Linked DNA regions of Homo sapiens: region 2 is linked to region 1. A link is an interaction called in ENCODE POLR2A ChIA-PET data of the cell type or tissue named here. Cell type or tissue: PC-9. All regions are shown on one strand.

What was found. ChIA-PET counts read pairs that join two places held together with the same protein. Peaks named below come from ENCODE experiments on the same cell type or tissue, not always from the same donor. Only the 100,000 strongest peaks of a DNase experiment are listed, where the experiment ranks them.
Region 2: POLR2A ChIA-PET joins it to region 1 with 5 read pairs; 1 of 35 experiments calls an interaction of 5 or more read pairs at or near these places.

Annotation. Positions count from the first base shown.
Region 1 is chr7:4,735,300-4,743,299 of GRCh38, forward strand. It overlaps FOXK1 (forkhead box K1), which reads left to right. Exons shown (of 9, transcript NM_001037165.2): 2 at 5,539-5,724. Among named protein-coding and RNA genes, the nearest start is that of AP5Z1, 36 kb to the right of the region's middle. RefSeq lists enhancers at 1,712-2,266, 3,047-4,246, 4,486-5,039, 5,040-5,594. In PC-9, no CTCF peak of the experiment used is centred here; no DNase peak of the experiment used is centred here; H3K27ac peaks cover 2,398 bases.
Region 2 is chr7:5,056,180-5,064,179 of GRCh38, forward strand. RBAK-RBAKDN (RBAK-RBAKDN readthrough) reads left to right here. Exons shown (of 6, transcript NM_001204513.3): 3 at 1,116-1,242; 4 at 1,505-1,600. RBAK (RB associated KRAB zinc finger) reads left to right here. Exons shown (of 5, transcript NM_021163.4): 3 at 1,116-1,242; 4 at 1,505-1,600; 5 at 7,516-8,000. Among named protein-coding and RNA genes, the nearest start is that of RBAKDN, 12 kb to the right of the region's middle. In PC-9, no CTCF peak of the experiment used is centred here; no DNase peak of the experiment used is centred here; H3K4me3 peaks cover 1,164 bases.

The sequences.
Region 1 (8,000 bases):
TAGACCCTCAGTGTGGGAGCTTTTGGGCAAGAATTCTCCCCAAAAACAGCTTGCCTGAGATCGACTGCACATACCTTACAACTAACCCTTTCCATTGTTCCAGTCCGTGGTTTTCAGCGCATTCGCAGAGTTGCGCGGCCACCAAGTCAACTTCGGAACATTTTCCTGACTCTAGAAAGAACCCCCTAGCTCTTAGTCATTCTCCGTCCCCCCTGCCTGTCCCACCCGTCACTCCAGCCCTAGGCAACCACTAAGCTCCTTTCTAAGTCGGGCAAGAATGTTCTGGAGAGATGTCCTCCACAGATGGGCACTTGCTCGTACAGGAACCTTTCCGCCGGGCTGGTGGACGGAGATTTCTACTCTGTGGACACACTTAACCTTAGCGGAATCTCCGCCGGTCAAGACCGGCAGTGTGTGTGGCTGGGTTTAAACCACCGTGCAGCACCTTCACGATGCAAAACGTGCTCGTTCAGACTCCAGCTAGAGCCCTGCACCTCCATCAAGATATTACAGGGAGAGATGTAACTGGCAAACTCCCTGAGCATGCTGGGGAAACATCTATTTAAAAATCAAGCCAGGTGCAGCGGCTCACACCTGTAATCCCAGCACTTTGAGAGGCTGATGCGGGTGGATCACTTGAGGTCAGGAGTTCAAGACCAGCCTGGCCAACATGACCCCGTCTCTACTAAAAATACAAAACTTAGCTGGGCTCTGTGGCGCGTGCCTGTAATCCCAGCTACTCAGGAGGCTGAGGCAGGAGAATCCCTTGAACCTGGGAGGCGGAGGTTGCAGTGAGCCGAGATCGCACCACTGCACTCCAGCCTGAGTGACAGAGCGAGACTCTGTTTCAAAAAATAAATAAAATCAAGTAGCATGCTTCATAGCATTTTCTCCTCCTCCTAGTAATGAGGCCACCTGCCTCAGGACAATCACTGTTACGGCAGATACTGTGAAAATATTTATTGTTAAACTTTAATTGGAAAGCTACTATTACAGTAGGAAATTGTCATCTATAGATGGCATTAGATCCCTAGATCCCTGCCTGTCCTATAAAACATCGTTTTGTTTTAGTGAAAACTCAATACATATGTACATATCATCTAGAATCAGTTTTGTTTTTTTTTTTTTTTTAAGACAGAGTTTTGCTCTGTTGCCCAGGCTGGAGTGCAGTGGTGCGTTCTCAGCTCACTGACATGGCCGCCTCCTGGGTTCAAGCAATTCTCCTGCCTCAGCCTCCCGAGTAGCTGGGATTACATGTGTGTGCCACCATGCCTGGTTCATTTTTTGTATTTTTAGTAGAGAGGGGGGTTTTGCCTTTTGGCCAGGCTGGTCTCGAACTCCTGACCTCAGGTGATCCGCCCACGTTGGCCACTCAGAGTGCTCGGATTACAAGCCTGAGCCTCCGTGCCCAGCCCATAATCAGGTTTTGAACTGGAAAGCACCTTTGAGATGGTGTCTTCTATTCCAACCATTCTGTTTTATTAGCAAAGATCACAGAAGCGCAGAGAGGTTAGGGTGAGTGGTTCTAAACCAATTTTCTCTTTTGGTGGCGTTCACCTTTGTCTCAAATCCGCACACCTTACGGCTCTCATTCCTGCCACAATTTGCTCTTTGAAAGGGAGAAGTCAAGCCTGGGAAGGCCTTTCCACCCCACTGGAGTTGGGGAGTGATTTAGCCCAAGGTCAGATGGGCTCTGGCTAGTACCTGGCTTTCAGGTGCCAGTCCAGAGGGGGACCATGCTCCTCTTCTGTGCGTGTGTGTGCATGTGCGTGTGCAAATGTCTTACGAAAAAACACCTCTTCATGTCTTAATATCCAAACCCCGATCTCCAGGATCCCCTTCTTCTTGTGACCTCAGTCATGGGCCAGAAGCCACATCTTCTTTCTACTTGGCCTTGATGGCTGCAGCGTGATCCGATCCCATATTAACATAGGGACTTTCACGACACAGAAAGTCAGAGGTCTCAACTGTGCCCTTCTGACAAATAGGAGAACATGGTCTGTTTCGTTGATTTGCAGTGGTTGAGGGAACTGGAGAAAAGAGACAAATGGCAAGGGCCATAGAAGCTATCTTTAAACATTTGTCATCATGACTGCCATCGTGTCCAGCACTGGTGGAACGGGTAGGTGTGTGTGCATGCGTGTGTGTGCGTGCACGTGTGCATGTGTGTGTGTGCGTGGGTGTGGGCGTGTGCGTGGGTGTGTGGGCGTGTCCGTGCATGCATGTGTGCATTCATGCACGTGTGTGCGTGCCTGTGTGTGTGTGTGTGTGTGTGCATGCATGTGTTGATACAGACATGGACACTGTGTTCATTCAGCACCGTCGTTCACAGCTGGAGTTCACCTTAGGTCCCCTGCCTGGACCCTCAGCCAGATGCTGGCCCCAAACCTCTTTCCTTGCTTCCCTAGGTCAGGGACACCAGTCCCATCCTCAGACACCAGCTTGGGTGGATGTCGGCTCTGGGACCCACAAAAGCTAACAGCCCCCAGGACTGAAGAGCCCTTGGGTATCATAGAGCATCTTAGAAAATGGGTGATGCAAGGCCGGGTGTGGTGGCTCACGCCTGTAATCCCAGCATTTTAGGAGGCCAGGGCAGGAGGATCACCTGAGGTCGGGAGTTCCAGACCAGCCTGACCAACATGGAAAAACCCTGTCTCTACTAAAAATACAAAATTAGCTGGGCGTGGTGGCGCATGCCTGTAGTCCCAGCTACTCGGGAGGCTGAGGCAGGAGAATCACTTGAATCCAGGAGGCTGAGGTTGCGGTGAGCCAAGATTGCGCCATTGCACTCCACCCTGGGCAATAAGAGCCAAACTCTGCCTCAAAAAGAGAAAAAAAAAAAAAAAGGGTGATGTGGCCAGTCACGGTGGCTCATGCCTATAATCCCAGCACTTTGGGAAGCCGAGGTGGTTGGGTCACCTGAGGTCAGGAGTTTGAGACCAGCCTGGCCAACATGGTGAAACCCCATCTCTACTAAAAATACAAAAATTAGCCAGGCGTGGTGGTGCGTGCCTGTAATCCCAGCTACTTGGGAGGCTGAGGCAGCAGAATCGCTTGAACCCAGGAGGTGGAGGTTGCAGTGAGCCAAGATTGCGCCATTGTATTCCAGCCCGGATGACAGAGCAAGACTCCGTCTCAAAAAAAAAAAAAAGAAAAAAGAAAATGGGTGATGGAGCTTTCTAGTCAAAATACTGATGCAGGAAATCTCCACTGGGCTGGACTGAAGAAAGTGTAAAGGACATCAGACGTTCCTCTCAATGTGACTTAAGAGGACAGAATTGTGGAGTATTTTCAAATAGCCTTGGGATGCCCTTCTAAACCTCAGGGGTGACCGACCACCCACCCTTATCCCCCAAGATTCACTCGCTGGGCCGTGCCTCCCAGACAGCTTCTCATCTTGGAAACAGTCTCAGAGTCCCTTTTGTGTTTGGAAGTAGAAACCTGGTGCCCACAGGCCTGACAGCGCCTGGCACTGAACGATGCGGCCCAGCCTCCTCTGACCAGTATCTCGGGGAGAATCAGGACTGGCCCAGTTGAGCCAGCTTAAGTGCCTGATTTTCTCTCTTCCATGTGGGCAGCCTGGCTAGCAGACCTATGGGAGGAGCCGCACATTTGTAATGCTGAGTCACTTCCTTTGAAGCGGGTCCCTGGGAAGAAGACGCAAGAGGACCCCCTGCCGACAGCCAGGCACCCTTCGTCACCCTCTGACCTGCTCCTCAGTCCCGTCTTTCAAAAACGCTTTGACGAAGAGCAAAGGGACTTTCATATGAAAGAGGGGTGTCTGCGCACGTCCATGCAGGATTTTACGTAGATTGACTATTTAAACATTGCTGCAGATTTAAAAACACAGTCAGGCATAGACCCAGCAGCCTGGTGCTTCATGCAGGTTCCACTACAAGAGACCTTAGCGTCTCTCAAGTGTTGAGTACTTTGCCCGTCCTGAATGCCTTCGGGAACTCTGAAAAGCGCATTATCACCGGTGGCTTATGTACATTCTTTCTTAACCCCCTCCTACAATTTTAAACAAGAGCCTTTTCCAAACAGCTGCGCAGGCGGCCAGCGTTCCTTATCTCTGTGTGGGCAGGCTGCTGCTTTACATTGTTTTTGTTTTTGTTTTTGTTTTGTTTTGTTTTTAACTGAGTCCCACAGTTAGCAACTTGATAGTTGCTGCCTCATCAGTTTAGAAATTGAAAGGTGACCTGGATAAGTAATGCTCAGCTTTGTAAAAGGTGGCAGTTTCTTCAAGCCAGATGAACCCTGGATACTGTTCACAGCACACTGGTGTTGACCCTGACGCTTGCGGCTGGCTTTGTTTGCACTTGGTCGTCTCCAGTAGAAAAACCGAGGCTCACGGTTTTAAGCCCAGAACTGATCGTGAAGCCGGTCCATTAAGCTCTGGGTGGATAATGCACGCTCTCTGCGACTCCCGCCTGCCGGAGCAGGGGTGGAATTGCTCCTTCCGTTGTCAGATCTTCTAGGCAGTGGCAGGGAATCATCTTGAAAATGTCTGCATAGGTGGTTGCCGTGCTATTTCAGTCTTCCAGTGTGTCATTTGAGAGGTGGCAGATCCCACCTGGGTGCCACAGCAGTTGCCCTGGCAGACAGGAAGTAGCCGTGTCTGTCTGGAGCCTGCGTGGGAGATGGCATCAGCGGCACTTGTCTGGGGATATTTATATCTCTTCTGTTCTCACACACAGTAGAAAGACAACTGACGGCTGGGCACAATGGCTCTCGCCTGTAATCCCAGCAGTTTGGGAGGCTGAGGCAGGTGGATCACCTGAGGTCAGGAGTTCGAGACCAGCCTGGCCAACGTGGTGAAACCCCGTCTCTACTAAAAATGCAAAAAATTGGCCAGGCGCGGTGGCTCACGCCTGTAATCCCAGCACTTTGGGAGGTCAAGGCAGGCGGATTACGAGGTCAGGAGATCGAGACCATCCTGGCTAACACAGTGAAACCCCGTCTCTACTAAAAATATAAAAAATTAGCCGGGCGTGGTGGCGGGCGCCTGTAGTCCCAGCTACTCGGGAGGCTGAGGCAGGAGAATGGTGTGAACCCAGGAGGCGGAGCTTGCAGTGAGCTGAGATCGTGTCCCTGCACTCCAGCCTGGGCGACAGAGTGAGACTCCCTCTCAAAAAAAAAAAATAAATAAAAAATGCAAAAAATTAGCCGGGCGTGGTGGTGGGCGCTCGTAATCCCAGCTACTCAGGAGGCTGAGACAGGAGAATTGCTTGAACCCAGGAGGCTGAGGTTGCGGTGAGCTGAGATCCTGCCATTGCACTCCAGCCTGGGTGACAGCGAGACTCCCTCTCAAAAAATAAAATAAAATAAAATAAAGAAATAGAAAGACAAGTGACTTCCAAATAAGCCAAAGTCTCAGTTCCTAAGTGTCCTGATAAAAGCATCGAAACTGCTCTCTGGGGCCCAGGTTTGAGAGTTACGGTCCAGTTACTTAGACACACAGACACGCACCTTCCCTGGGTGTTGGCGTCTTCTTGAGTCTCCTCCTGCACCTCACACCCGCTCCTCCTCCTGTTGCAGGTGTACCTTCCGGTTTCCCAGCACGGCCATCAAGATCCAGTTCACGTCGCTCTATCACAAAGAAGAGGCCCCAGCCTCCCCGCTGCGGCCACTGTACCCCCAGATCTCCCCTCTGAAGATCCACATCCCGGAGCCGGACCTCCGGAGCATGGTCAGCCCCGTCCCCTCCCCGACGGGCACCATCAGGTGAGTAGCCCCCCAGCCTGCCCTTGGGCCCCCAGGAGAGAGGGGGATGATGCGAGCGTGCCTGTCGTACGCAGCACCGGGTTCCAAATCTCTCTGGAAAGTTGCACGTGCATGGAAATACAGAAAGTGTTGTACGTCCATCCGGGACCTGGCTGAAATTTCCGTGAATTCTCTTACAAAGGGAAAAATCACTGCCTGATCATCACTTTTCCCACTGGAAATTTTACATATTAGAGCTTGTTAAAGCAAGCACAGGTTTTTTTGTTGTTTTTTGTTTTTTTTTAAAGGGCGTTGAAAATGTTTTTTTTTTGTTTGTTTGTTTTGAGATGGAGTTTCGCTCTGTCACCCAGGCTAGAGAGCAGTGGCGCGATCTCGGCTCACTGCAACCTCCACCTCCCGGGTTCAAGGGATTCTCTTGCCTCAGCCTCCCGAGTAGCTGGGATGACAGGCGCCTGCTACCACGCCTGGCTAAATTTTTTGTATTTTTAGTAGAGACGGGGTTTCACGATGTTGGCCATGCTGGTCTCGAACTCCCAACCTCAAATGATCCACCCGCCTTGGCCTCCCAAAGTGCTGGGATTACAGGCGTGAGCCACCGCGCACGGCTGAAAATGTTTTAAAGTAATATTTGTCCACCAGGATTTGGTGAACTTTGTTTCTTTAAGCTTCATTTGTGAAAATTCTCTATGACCTTTTAGAAATTAATCTAGATTTTGAAGAAAGTCCTCAAACTTCCTCATCTCTGGCATGTTATACAATGATGAGCCCCTGAGTAGGGGTTGCAGGTGAAAAGTATAAACAGAGCTCTGTGTAGGGAGTGCCGGTGAGCCCTAGACTGAGTCACACACGAACCTCAGGCGACAGCCTGGATGCATGGCACACAGCCCTGGCCCTGGTCCTGTCATACAGGGATGCAAAAACAGACGTGTACTTGAGGCTGGAGGGTTCATACATTCTTTAATGATTTACCTCTTCATTGCGGACATTTCTAAACGTGGCTGGCTTTTCTCTCCCAACCGCACGTCTGTGGCTCTGCAGATGCGTGGCTGCGCGTGGTTTGGTGCCGGAGCTGTGGCTCCTCCGCAGCACCAGCAGTTTCTGCGTCGCTCGCGCGTCACCAGCAAAGGTCACCCCAGTGGAAAAAGCAGATCACATCTTAGGGCTGTTGTGAACATGGTGTTGACCTCACATATACCCTGAAAGGGGCTCAGGGCCCTCGGGGACATCTGTGAAGCACGCTCTGGGCATGCTGATCTGTTGGAGCGAGCGCTGTGGCAATCCCAGGCTGGTCACGTCAGTCCCTCCCTGCTGATCTGCGCACTCTGCTGAACCCCGGCCGCACCTTGGCTTGCTTTTTTCTTTTTTTCCTCTTGCAGCTGTAGGAGAAGAAAGGGCTTTTGTTTGTATTTCAGAGACAGCGTCTCACTCTGTCGTCCAGGCTAGAGTGCAGTGGCGCAATCATAGCTCGCTGCAGCCTCCAACTCCTGGGCTCAAGCGGTCTCCCCACCTCAGCCTCCCAAGTTGCTGGGACCACAGGCATGCACCACCACACCCACTTAATTTTCTTATCTTTTGTAGAGACAGGGTCTTGCTATGTTGCCCAGGCTGGTCTGAAACCCCTGGGCTCAAGAGATCCTCCCTCCTCCACCTCCCAAAGTGCTGAGGTTACAGGTGTGAGCCAACACACCCAGCCCGTACATGGCCTGCACCTTTTCAGGGTCCACAGTTAGAACTACACACTGGCTTCTCTTGGAACACAGCCATCAGGGGCACAGCTCCTCTACCCTGCTTTGCCGACAAGTTACCAGTGACCTACAAGTTACAAGGTGGGAATCATCTCCATTTGAGTTGCTTGGAGTAGGTCTCCTTTTTTCCAGAGCCAGTGGGTGGGAGTGTCTCTCGTGGAGAGAGAAGTTCAGGGACAGTGCTGCTGCGGAAAGGAGAGGCCCCGGGCTCAGGCCGGGCATGGTCACCTGTGTGACTCTGTGCGGTCACTTCAGCCCCCCACCTTCCCGGGCCCGGTTCCCGTCTGAGTCAGTGCTGTGACGTCATGACCCTCTGGGATGATGATGATGGTGAATCCTAAGTGACTGAGAGCCTGGTGTGTGCCCGCCTGGCCCTGTGCTGAGCAGTGCACATGCAGTATTTTATGTAGTCCATACAGCTTTGAGAATGTTCCAGAAGTAGATAGTGGTGATGGTTATTCAATTTTGTGAATATCCTAAAAGTCACTTTAAAGAGTGAACTGGCCGGGCGCGGTGGCTCACACTGGTAAT
Region 2 (8,000 bases), 320 kb after region 1:
TCACTGCAGCCTTGACCTCCCAGGCTCAAGTGATCCTCCTGCCTTAGCCTCCCAAGTAGCTAGAACTACAGGCGTGTGCCATGATGCCCAGCCAATTTTTTTTTTTTAATTTATTTTTAGCAGAGATGAGGTCTTACTATGTTGCCCAAGCTGGTCTCGAACTCCTGAGCTCAAACGATCTTCCCATCTTGGCCTCCCAAAGTGCTAGGATTATAGGCATGAGCCACCATGCCCAGCCCCAACCACTTAAAAATTGAAGCTGCTTCCCGTTTGCCATTGGTACTTTGTACACCTCATCATATTCTTCTTCCCCTTCATCCCATAGAATGCACAATTCATCTTTAAAGACTTCAAGTTAACTGAGTCTGTGAAGCCTAATCTGATGGCATAAAATTAAAATAATTTGATCCTCTTTTGTTAAATCATTCTGCACCTTGTCTGCATTACTCTAATAACAGCTTTGGGCATTCATTCATTTAACGAATATTTATTGCTCCAAGATTGAGATGTTTGAGATAAAACTCAGCCATGCAGATAGCCAGAGGCCACTGGCTATGAGAATAAAAGAGCCAAAAGAACAAGGAGCTGAAACTAGGTGAGAGCCCCAGAGCAGTGAGTTAGGAGGAAGAGGACCAGGAGCTGAGTGGTGGGCACTCCAACATGAAGAGGTCCAGGGCAAGGGGAGGGCCTGGCAGCAAGGAAGACTAAAAGAAGTGACAAGGAGTAAAATGCTTGTGTTTGTTTACATGTTTATCTCCTTTTTAGGTTGTTCACTTTGGGAGCAGGCATGGTGTTTCACTCATCTCATGTCCCCAAAGCTCAGCTAGTTCACTTGCAAAATAGGAGCTCAGTTGTGTTTTGGGTTTTTATTTTTGTGGGGCAATATATATATATTTTTTATATATATTATATATATTTATATATATTATATATTTTATATATTATGTATTATAACCCCAAAGGATATGTGTTTCCAATATGATTTCCCTTCCATAATCTGTAACATAAAATAAGGTATACAATGTTTATGGTTAACTTTACCGGTGGGCTTTGTAAAACGTTATCCCCCTATCCCTTTTCCGTATCTCCCAATTCTGATCATGTTGCCATTACAGGGGCCAGTGTCATTCAAAGATGTGGCTGTGGATTTCACCCAGGAGGAGTGGCAGCAGCTGGACCCTGATGAGAAGATAACTTACAGGGATGTGATGTTGGAGAACTATAGCCATCTAGTTTCTGTGGGTGAGAATAGCTTGCTTTCTGAATGCTCTCAGTTGAATGGGGTTTTATCCTTGAGTTTGAAGAAATAAGTGATGACACCATTTAATTCCTTGTGGGCACTAGCTGGAGTGTTTATATTATTATTCATTGAAAGGTTCTAACTTTGATAAGGTAAAAAATGGAGCACTTCTGTTATGCAGCTTATGAGGTGGCAACATCTTGTACTTCAGAGATTCTGAAGCCAAGCAGCTTCCCCAAGTCCTCCTTCTTTTCCCATTAACAGGATATGATACCACCAAGCCAAACGTCATCATTAAGTTGGAGCAGGGAGAGGAGCCGTGGATAATGGGAGGTGAATTTCCATGTCAACATAGTCCAGGTAAGTTAGTAGCGTATCAAAGGTTAAAAAATGCTCATCCCAGACCTTTGGGAGAGACTAAAGAGTTGTTTATATGTATTCAGTACCCTCAGTAACACCTCCCAACCCCCAAATATCACTTTCCTTCCCGCACACATACATGAACTCTTTTGTTGATTTTACATTTGATTTACATTGGTAGGGATTTTTTCATTCTAACCGGTACTGGAGACCCATTCACTTCCTCTTTCTCCAGCATTATTGGTAACTTATTTACTCCCTTGCCATTACAGAATTGTTTTGGGTTTGTTTGTTTGTTTGTTTGTTTGTTTTGGAGACAGAATCTTGTTCTGTCACCCAAGCTGGTGTGCAGTGGTATGATCTCAGCTCACTGCAACCACCACCTCACAGGTTCAAGCGATTCTCCTTCCTCAGCCTCCCAAGTAGCTGGGATTACAGGCACATGCCACCACGCCTGGCTAATTTTTATATTTTTAGTAGACACAGGGTTTCACCATGTTGACCACACTGGTCTTGAACTCCTGGCCTCAAGTGATCTGCCCACCTCAGCCTCCCAAAGTGCTGAGATTACAGTCCTGAGGCTCCCGGCCTTACAGAATTGTTTTGTTTTGGGGCATTCAGAAGTCTGACATAAAAATCAACTTGAGACTTTTATGTTCATTCCTTTTATCTTCCATTTTCTTTCCTTCCTTGCTTTAAAAATACCTTGGACTTATTTTCTGCCCTCGATTTTATTTACTTCTTTAGGCATTCAGATACCAAAACCTCATCCTCCACCTATGCTTGTGAACTGAGTCACAGCTTGTGGTGTCTGTTATTTCCCAAAGTCCATGCTCAGTTGATGTGACGCTATAGCACTCCCTCAGCCTTCGTCTCTTTCCCCACTGCTCATGACCCGTCTGTGTGTTCATTTCCCCTTCCCCATAACTGGAATCATGCTCTGTCCATAGTAGACATTCAGGAAGTGTGAATTTCATAAGTGAATGTCGGTTCCTTTTCTTGCCTTTTCAGGACTGTCCCCCTAGGACCTGTTTTCCACTTTTTTGGTTTTCTTTGTATCCCTTAAAAGAGTTTATCTAATCTCACCTTCTAAGACCTTTTTTCCTGTGTATTTTTGCAGCTTGCCTCCAAATTGATACGTCTGACACTTTTAACCTGGAGTCTAGTTGAATATTTTACTTGACAACATAGCAGTTACCAGGGAGATAGTTCACTTCCTTCTTTCTCAGAATGTCTGATGATAAACTGTGCACATTCCAAAATCATGAATTCTGTCTACCTTCCTCACCTCCCAGTATTTGATTGTGCTAGTCTTGTCTCCATGGTTTGTGTTCTTTGTCTTCTGTGAAATGCCTGGCAGAGCGTCAGCACATTCTGTTTCTTTCGACATTCGTGTTCAGTATTCTCCCATACCTGGATTTCAGTGGATCCATCTTCCATTCAAATGATCATTGTCCTTTTCCTTCATCTGCATTTTACTTGCCCACATAATACATATTTTCCCTCCCTTTCTTCCTCTCCTCCCTCTCTCCCTTCCTTCATTCCTTCCTTCCATTTTGAGACAGAGTCTCACTCTTGTCGCCCAGGCTGGAGTGCAATGGCATGATCTCGGCTCACTGCAGCCTCCCCCTCCCAGGTTCAAGCGATTCCCCTGCCTCAGCCTCCCAAAGTAGCTGGGATTACAGGCGCACGCCACCATGCCTGGCTAATTTTTATATTTTTATTAAAAAAAAAACCACACATAACATACAATTTACCATCATAACCATTTTTAAGTATACAGTAATGTTAACTGTATTTGCATTGTTGAGCAATAAACTTTAGAACTTTATGCTTTACATTTGAACTGAAAAGGTTAGCTCCTTGAAGTTTCCTTCATGGTTCATTGACCACTCCAGTCTTTCCTTCTCTTAATATCTATTCCAGTCAGCGATTGTTACCTCAAAAAGTTAGATATGATTTTACAGTCCGATAGGATTATATGCTCTAAGATCATATTCTCTGATAGGAGTGTATGCTCTATGAATATAAGCTCTAAGATTGTGTGCTCTGTGATTATATGCTCTGATAGGATTATATATTCTAAGATTATATGCTCTGATAGGAGTGTATGCTCTATGAGTATAAACTCTGATGGGATTATATATTCAAAGATTATATGTTCTGATAGGATTATATGCTGTGATAGGAGTGTATGCTCTATGAGTATATGCTCTGTTAGGATTATATGCTCTGAGTATAAGCTCTGATAGGAGTATATGCTCTGTGATTCTATGCTTTGATAGGAATATATACTCTAAATGATTATATGCTCTGAGAGGTAGGTGCATATATTTGTTGCTTGAGCTTCTTCTACCGAATTATAGTCCTCCAAAGAGGAAAGACCTTTTTACTCTTCTTGCTTTTATAATGCAACATACAGTAGGCATTCAGTAGGTTTTTATTGACTTACCAAGGAGCTAGGTAAAAGAAAGATCTTTATCATTAATCCATCAAGAGATCATTTATTCTGAACCACAGATTCTGATAAAACAGATAGGGGTTAGATTAGAACCTGTAAGCACCCATCAGATTAGGAACTACTTTAATTTCTATTCAGAGAGATTCAAAGAAAATATGAATATTTTCCAAGGGCATAGGTTTTGGTTAGGAAATAAGATAAAAGCTGCATGAATTACTTTAAAATTCAGCTTTCACATGGATAATTTATACTCCAATGCACATTGTGCAACTTTAAGAAGCTATTTTAAAATGTAAGGGAAAGAGATTCAATGAACTGGGAAGAGATTTGATAAATGTCTTCAAGTTTCCCCCAAAGTATAGATAGATTTTGAGTATAGCCAACACCAGGAGTCAAATTGAATGAGGAAGATCACGAGTACAGACTTGTGGCTGAGAATAAGCAAGGCATAGCCTAGGCTTCCAGGAGCAGAAGATGTTGACAGATTAGTGGAATGCTAGCTTGGATATATATTGTGAGTCCAAGTAGTGAAAAATCCCGTTAATAACCTTTCTGTTTCTTCTGTTGGTGTTTGGGGTGCTGGAGCTCAGAGATGTTGTAGATTTCTGAGCAGAGTACCATCAGGGTTGCATTGAATGTGGGTGATAGCAGCTAAAAATAGTTTGTGCATCCAAAAATTTGTAAGATACATAAAAATAAAAGTACATCATAGGGGCAGCTTTAGGAATCTGAGATATAAGATTTTACACCAAATGAAACCCAGGAGTTTGGGAACTCTTGTTTGTATTCAGAATTAAGTAAAAGAATTATACAGAGACATGACTGGTTTTAGGAAATTTAAGTCAGCAAATTGAAAGAAAATTAATGGCTCAACTTAATGAGCATTTGTTTTATGTTATAAACTGTTCTAAGCAGTTTACATGTACTAATTCAGTCCTTTGACAACCCTATGATTTAGGCACTCATATTCACATTTCAGATGAGTGAAACTGCATCACAGTTACACAGCTTGACCAAATGCCCTAGTTAGTAAATTGTTGGGGGTTTGAACTGAGGTGACCTGCTCTGGTGGTCATGCTCTTAACCACTGTGCTATATTGTGCAAGCAGGGAAAGCAGAATTTAATGGCTAGGAAGGTTAGCTAGTATTAAATATGACTTTCAAAACACTTCAAAGATCTGATCTTGGGTTTTTTGTTTTGTTTTTCTTTTTCTTTTTTTTTTTTTTTTATAGTAGAGACAGGGTTTTGCATGTTGCCCAGGCTGGTCTTAAACTCCTGAGCTCAGGCGATCCATCCACCTTGGCCTCCCAAAGTGCTAGGATTACAGGCATGAGCCACCATGCCCGGCATGATCTTGTTTTTAAGATATTCCCTGGCCGGCCACGGTGGCTCGTGTTTGTAATCCCAGCACTTTGGGAGGCTGAGGTGGGTGGATCACCTGAGGTCAAGAGTTCAAGACCAGTCTGGGCAACATGGTGAAGCCCTATCTCTACTAAAAATACAAAAATTAGCTGGGTGCGGTGGCGTGTGCCTGTAATCCCAGCTACTTGGGAGGCTGAGGCAGGAGATTCGCTTGAGCCTGAGAAGTGGAGGTTGCAGTGAGCCAAAATGGTGCCATTGTATTCCAGCCTGGGTGATAGAGCGAGACTCCATCTACAAAAAAAAAAACAGATACCTTGTCTTCTGGTCTATCTTATGTTTCTTTTGGACATTCACATGCCTGGATCTCTCCTCCAGATGAATGTGAATCCTCTCTGTAAACGTGAGGAAATCAAAGCATTCAGAATGCTTATTTGCATTTATATGCAGACTAGTAAGGCATGGATTTTGGAAGGGATGCCACCATCGTAGTCTTGATATGAAGTGATATCTTGCAGTTTAATATAAATTGTAATAGATGTCTCCCACATGTAATCCATAATGGAGTCTTTCCTTTGCACGGACACCTAGCACCTGTTTTTGTTCCTCCTGATCCCATTTGTATCGGGGAACCTGCCCCGATAGTCACGTAGGTTCTTTTCTATTTTCCCTAAGCATCGGCTGGTTTGAGAAATAAAGGAACAGAGTACAGAAGAGAGAAATTTTAAAGCTGGGCGTCCGGGGGAGACATCACATGTCGGTAGGTTCTGTGATGCTCCACAAGCTGCAAAACCAGCAAGTTTTTATTAGGGACTTTCAAAAGGGGAGGGAGTGTACAAACAGGTGTGGGTCACAGAGATCACATACTTCACAAGGTAATAGAATATCACAAGGCAAATGGAGGCAGGGCAAGATCACAGGACCACAGGACCGGGGCAAAATTAAAATTGCTAATGAAGTTTCAGGCACCATTGTCATTGATAACATCTTATCAGGAGACAGGGTTTCGAGAGCAACCGGTCTGACCAAAATTTATTAGGCAGTAATTTCCTCTTCCTAATAAGCCTGGGAGCACTATGGGAGACTGGGATTTATTTCATCCTTACAGTCTCGACCATAGACGACGGCCACACCTAAGGGGGCCATCTATAGGCCCACCCCTAGGCGCATATTCTCTTTCCCAGGGATGTTCTTTGCTGAGAAAAAGAATTCAGCAATATATCTCCCATTTGCTTTTGAAAGAAGAGAAATATGGCTCTGTTCCACCCGGCTCACCGGCAGTCAGAGTTTAAGGTTATCTCTCTTGTTCCCTAAACATTGCTGTTTTCCTGTTCTTTTTTCAAGGTGCCCAGATTTCATATTGTTCAAACACACGTGCTCTACAATTTGTGCAGTTAACGCAATTATCACAGGGTCCTGAGGCGACATACATCCTCCTCAGCTGATTAAGAGATTAAAGTAAAGACAGGCATAGGAAATCACAAGGGTATTGATTGGGGAAGTGATAAGTGTCCGTGAAATCTTCACAATTTATGTTCAGAGATTGCAGTAAAGACAGGCATAAGAAATTATGAAAGTATTAATTTGGGGAACTAATAAATGTCCATGAAATCTTAACAATCCATGTTCTTCTGCCATGGCTTCAGCCAGTCCCTCCGTTTGGGGTCCCTGACTTCCCACAACACATTTGATCTAAGTCCTCCCATCTTTGCCTGGATCTGACGTACTTTCAACCACTTCTCTGCTCATCATTTGGTTTTATTTCACCTTTTCTACCAAAGTTTGAAACATAATATTTGTAAAGCAACAAAGTTACCTGTATTCAATATGAATTTACTCTTCTATTTTCTACCACTGTCTCACCTTAATTCTTTCACTGTGTGTGTGTGTGTGTGTGTGTGTGTGTGTGTGTGTTTCTGTTTTGTATTCCAAACCAAAGGAAAAAGAGAACTATGCATTTGTAATTATTTTTATTTATGGAGATTGGCTCTAAAGCCAGAGTCAACCCCACAATGGGGGCTCTTGAATACCAGTACCTTTCCATAGCTAGTGTGTTCAGATTTACAAAGTTTGTTTACTATTTTTCCTTTTTAGAAGCCTGGAGAGTTGATGACCTGATAGAGAGAATCCAAGAAAACGAAGACAAACATTCAAGGCAAGCTGCTTGTATCAATAGCAAAACCCTGACTGAAGAGAAAGAGAATACATTTAGTCAAATTTACATGGAAACAAGCCTTGTTCCTTCAAGCATAATAGCTCATAATTGTGTCTCATGTGGAAAGAATTTAGAATCTATTTCGCAATTAATTAGTAGTGATGGAAGCTATGCTAGGACAAAACCTGATGAGTGTAATGAATGTGGGAAAACATATCATGGAGAGAAAATGTGTGAATTTAATCAAAATGGGGATACCTATTCTCACAATGAAGAAAATATTCTTCAGAAAATTAGTATTTTGGAGAAACCCTTTGAATATAATGAATGCATGGAAGCCTTAGACAATGAGGCTGTTTTTATTGCTCATAAGAGAGCTTACATAGGGGAGAAGCCCTATGAGTGGAATGATTCTGGACCAGAC